Linked DNA regions of Homo sapiens: region 1 is linked to region 2. The links are chromatin contacts, found by Hi-C or POLR2A ChIA-PET in ENCODE. All regions are on one chromosome and are shown on one strand. Each heading gives the region's core, a stretch centred on a gene start or an enhancer-like site at or near the end of the contact. The rest is flanking DNA. Distances are from core to core; before and after follow the strand shown. Region 1 has its middle 26 kb from the start of WNT16. Region 2 overlaps CPED1 (cadherin like and PC-esterase domain containing 1).

Region 1 (2,700 bases), core at 160-2,659, 160 kb before region 2:
ATAACTTCATCAAATCCTTTCCAGTTTTGCTAGGGGCAGGGTGGAAAGAACATCTGCTTCTTCTGAGATGAGCGAGGTATAGGGGTACAGCAAAGAGCAGGCCTGAAGCACCATAGCCCTGTGCAAACTGCAAGCCTCAGGGCCCAGCACCGGGTGTCAGCAGCTCCCTGAACTTCTAGCAGCCTCCCCATTGAGTCCAGGAGGACAACTTCCACATGTACCTGACATCTTCCCCAACTACTTCTTTCGTACTCTACCTCAATCCCAACTGTAAATATACTAAAAACCACTGAATTTTATGCTTTAAATGAGTAAACTTCATGGTAGGTAAATTGTATCTCAATAAAACAGTTACAAATAATACATATAAACAATGGGAACAAACATTTGGTACTTGCTAAACAGGGTATCAGGAAATGATGATATTAATACTATTTCTAACATAGTGCGTTGTCAAAGCCTTTTAGATAACTTCTATTTCGAGCACAATTTTTAACTCCAGAAAATGCTAGAGTTTGTTAGTGCATTTGTTTGTGTGTTTTTTTTTTTTTTATAAAAATTCATGAGTGTCTTTCCTGTGCCAGGTAATTTGTTTCTAAACTGAGAGTGCAAAGATTAAAACATAATAATGCTAAGTGAAGGAAAGCAGCCAAAAAGACCACATATTGTGTGATCTTATTTATATGAAACATCCAAGGTAGGCAAATCCATAGAAACAAAAAGCAGATTGGTGGTCACTGAAGTCTGAGGAGTGGAGGTGGGGAAAGTTGAAGAGTGACTGCTATGTTTCTTTTTGGGATGATAAAAAAGTTCTAAAGTTAGATTATCTTGATGACTGCAGAACTGTAAATATACCAAAAACTACTTAATTTTACACTTTAAATGAGTGAACTTCATGTAGGTAAATTTTATCTCAATAAAACAGTTAAAAATTTTGCATATCCACAATCAAACAAACAACTCAGTCCCTTCCGCATGGAGTTTACATTCTAGGGAGGACAAACTTAAACAGACAAAGAGAAAATGGCTGGGTTGGGGTAAACAGGGAACGCTAAAGGAATGCAAAGAAAGAATACTTTGATCAGTGTATGAGGAATCAGAGAAAGATTCCTAGAGGAGATGGCATCTGAGCTAAGAAGTAGTGAACAGAGAAAAGAATGAGAGAGAGCAATGTTTGCTGAGCCCCTACTCTACATTAGAGATTGGATAGTAGAAAGATGAATGGCTCAAGGTAATCAAATAGATGATTGTAGGTAATTATACCGTGAAAATGCAATAATGGAGGTGGACACAGAAACCATCTAAGTCAAAAAGGGGAAACGAAAATGGGTGGAGGCCAACTAGAAATTCGATTTGGAGGAAGAAAGTTATGAGCTGTAGAACTGTGATCGTGCTGGGTGTCCTCCACCCAGCGGAACCTCTGCCACAGTTTACAGGACTTAGTTATGCTGCCGCATAACTAAGGGTTATGACTTACCCCTCAGCCATACTGAGGGTCATACTGAGTCATACTGAGGGATATGACTTACCTCTCAGCCACCCATCTCAGCATTTGCCAGTGAGAAGGCCCTGTGAGATCTGAGGGCAGAGGCACGGCATGTGGCCAGAGTCCCTACTGAGAGTGATTCCCATAAGTGAACTTTACTGATCCATTTACTTTCATCAGGGTACAATGTTGCCCTGCTCTCTTTCTTTCCCCGAGTTCTCTGTAGTTTTAAAGTTTAAACTATAGTTTATCGTTCTCTCTAGTTTTGGAGCCCTCGTGACTCCACAGTCCAACATTTCCTAGTATCTTCTTATTTTGGTGATTTCTGGCAGTTGGGTTACTTGTCACCTCTTAAGAAAAGCATCTAGCAAACATCTCCCCTAACACGTCCCTCCCTGCTCTGTCACTGCCTGGCGGAGGCCTCGAAGTGCATTCCCCACATGTTCAGACGAGCACTTGGTAAAGGCATCCAGAGATATAGAACCTGTTATACTAAAGGTTTTACATACTGCTATAAATAAAAAATAAAAGGAATGTTTTAAAGGAACTAATTCGATGGATATAAGATTATTTGATACTGCTCCATTATCTATTTCATTGTGTGTGTATGTGTGTGTGCATACATTTTATCTATACATACACACACACACACACACACGTATTTATACAGTATGGATGAGTTTTTATTTGAAAATAATCCAGAATTCCTGTTTTCAAGTCTTTTATTTGACACACACTCTGCCCAGACACAAACCAGGGAAGGTTTGGCTTTGACCCAACAGTTTTGACTTTCTTGTCTGCAGAGGCAGCATAACAAGTCCATGATCAGTGGTGAAGGGAAGGCATTTATTTTCACTGTATTTGACAAGCATCCCTCCCAGGGATGCTTCCATTGGAAGAGAAATCGACTTCAAGAAGCTCAGTACTTCAAAGACTTATGATGACCCCAGGAAAGAGAAAAACACCATGTAAGCCAATCACCCACTTTGTGATTGTCCATTCTTCTGGGAAATAAGAATCTGAGATGCAATGTCTGTATCAGCCTCATCTCAGAATCCATAAATAATTCACAGAAGGTATCAATTTATTTATAGGATAGGTGGCCAAGAGAGACTTCCGGCTGTTTACCAATAGCATGGCTCTGGAAACTCCATCCTATTGAAATAATTCCTGTTCTTGGCAGGAGTAACTTGAGCTAAGGGTGTATCCACACC
Region 2 (2,700 bases), core at 73-2,572:
AAAATCAAATCTGTTGATTTGTCTTCCATTCTTTAGTGGTTTCTCATCATTTCCAGAGTCAAGTCCAAGCTCCCAATAAGGCAAACAAGGCATTTCACAATCCCTTCCTTGTCTTGCTCTCCAGCTGCATTGCCCATTTTGCCCAGTCTTTGTGCTTCAACAAGACCAAAATTTTTATTTTTCTTTGATGGACGTGGAGGTGCACCACCAAATCCATGACGATGGGTACCACCAACCCATATGGATGCATCATTCTAGTTCTGGGGACTAGGTCTCTGTATAGCTCCCATTATGGACTAATACAATTAAAATGAAAAAAAAAACCCTATATATTTCTGACCTATACTCTATAGTTTTCTCAGGCTATGGAAGAAAAACAAATTCAGGTATAAATTATGAACAATAATAATACAATAGATATACTGTAATTTTATTTCATAAAAAATCTTAATAAAAAATAAACTACTAGTAATGTTGGTTGAATAACTCACTGAATTGGGTAAACTCTCTGCTTCATTAATTTTACTTGTAATTTGACCTAATGGTCAATGAAAGATAGTATCTGGCTGATAGATGTAGGTGGACTGCATCTATAATTTCAACGATCCTAACAGCCCCTGAAATTTTCTTATAATAAAAAAGAAAAAAGAATGAAGGCAGAAATTGTTTTTATTAGAAGTCATTCTGTAAAGGACCACAGTTTTTAATTCAAATTCAACCACTTATTAATACTACATTCTTTTTTCATCAAAGTTTTTTCTCCAGAAATTTCTCCGTTAAAGACCCCGAGATAAGCACAATAAAAACAGGATATTATTAATCATGAGGTTTGATTCAAATGGCTGCAAACCCAATATAACATTAAACAAGCTGGAGTTGAGTTATGGGCTGTGCTTTGGAAATGACCATTACCCAGGCACAAAGGGAATAGAAACAGTCGCACTTTTCTGCTCAGAACTAGCAAAGTGAATAACAAAGAGGAAGATCTTTTTTCAAAATAAAACATAGAAGATGTGCTTTAACTTGATAGAATATATTTTTATAAAGATTCTCTGAGAGTTAATTTCCCTGCAGTTTATACTTTCACTTAATAGTCACGGTTTTCAATGGGGTCTGCCCTCCTTAGAAACTGAAACAGCCCTAGATGACAGGAAATAAATGTGCAATCGTTCTCTTCAGCAAGTGCTTATTTTTGGTTTCATCAGAAAGTCTCCATCTCTGGTGTGAGCACTATCTCCTAAACCCCTGTCTGAAAGCTGATTTAGTTCTGACATCATCTTCCACTGAAGTATCAGTGTTGCCGCCAAAAACACCTGGTGTTTGCTTGGCATCTTTCCCATCCCAGTCTCAACTTGTCTCAGGCCAGCTTACCTGAGATCTACGGAGAACCCAGCACGAGGTACGGTGGTAGCAGGCTGCTTAACCTATTTGGCAAGTATATATGGGAAAGCTGTTTGAAGTTTTGGTCGCTTTTAATGGATTTCTTTTAACTGCAGAATTTGATTGCTCTCTTGAGGAATAATCATAACTCATATTGAACATGAGAAGAGCCTAGACTCTTAAAGATAATCCCACCTGTTCTGAGGCATCCTTACATTATTTTTAAATCTTATTTTATACCATAAAAGCAGGAAGATTAATTACTAAAGATCCAGGCAGGACTAATTTTTATCAGCATAAAAACATGAACGAAGTTAAAGTGCCTATCTAACATATTCACATCATCTACACCATATTACATGGGAACTGGAAAAAAAAGTAAGATCATCCAATGCAATCCTTTCATTTTACAAATGAGAAAATAGAAGCCCAAAGAGGCGAAGTTGCTTTCTGGATGTTGCATCTTGCCTTGGGCCTGGCACAGAGTGGACCCTCAACAAGTGTTCACTCTAATTTTGCTCCTAGTTTTCTCACTAGTCCTTTTCCCACCATACTCTAGACAACAGTTTTCCAGGAGAATGGAGTAGCATGTATTTTTCTGGGGGTAGGAGATTGGATGGTGAGTGCAGGGAAGGAATGGCATAAGTAATACTTGCTATCTTTGTTCTCTATTAGCAATACTTTATTTAAAATGCCATTTTCTTTAATTGGCTATATACGTTAATTCTATTAAACTATATTATTATAACCTCTCAGCCTACCATGACCTTAACAATAGTGATAAAACATCATGAATGAATTAAATTGCATTTTAGATGAAAATTAGATTTTATTAAATTCAAAGACGTCTATTAATAATAAATTAGGCCAGCCACGGTGGCTCATTTCTGTAATCCCAGTACTTTGAGAGGCTGAGGCGGGAGGACCACTTGAGATCAGGAACTCAAGACCAGCCTGGGCAATGTAGCAAGACCTCCTTTCTATACAAAATTGCATAAATTGTCCAGATGTAGTAGCTCATGCCTATAGTCCTAGCTACTTGGGAGGATGAAGGAGGAGGATTGCTTGTGCCCAGGAAGTCGAGGTTGCAGTGAGCTATGATGGTGCCACTGCACTCCAGCAAGGACAACAAAGTGAAATCCTATCTATAATAAATAAATAAATAATATAATAAATTAAATCTAAATCTATACTTTTTTTCAGCTTTACTGTTTTACTGAAATTGATTTTTTATTTGTGGAAAACTAAATTTTCTAAGTTGATTTTTAGCACCAAATACATACAGCTATATGTATACATATACATACACACACGTATATA

The links. Hi-C counts contacts between places; a loop is a spot of excess contacts on that map. ChIA-PET counts read pairs that join two places held with the same protein, here RNA polymerase II (POLR2A). Pooled maps may share reads with other maps.
Region 1: a pooled map shows a loop between it and region 2 (4-fold over the local background). The contact joins two enhancer-like sites. A Hi-C loop is called at or near these places in 1 of 168 maps with a recorded cell type or tissue (HCT116), 8 of 37 single-sample maps with no recorded cell type and 5 of 50 pooled maps. POLR2A ChIA-PET finds 5 or more read pairs at or near these places in 2 of 52 experiments (GM12878 and activated CD4-positive, alpha-beta T cell).

The regions. Positions count from the first base shown.
Region 1 is chr7:121,301,225-121,303,924 of GRCh38, reverse strand. No RefSeq gene overlaps it. Among named protein-coding and RNA genes, the nearest start is that of WNT16, 26 kb to the left of the region's middle. RefSeq lists an enhancer at 1,523-1,592. Within about 2 kb of position 1,409, at least 4 of the 41 ENCODE cell types and tissues checked have a DNase peak (open chromatin) inside an H3K27ac peak, as active enhancers do.
Region 2 is chr7:121,137,018-121,139,717 of GRCh38, reverse strand. The region is part of intron 14 of CPED1 (cadherin like and PC-esterase domain containing 1); the gene reads right to left. Among named protein-coding and RNA genes, the nearest start is that of CPED1, 150 kb to the right of the region's middle. RefSeq lists an enhancer at 1,064-1,173. Within about 2 kb of position 1,322, at least 3 of the 41 ENCODE cell types and tissues checked have a DNase peak (open chromatin) inside an H3K27ac peak, as active enhancers do.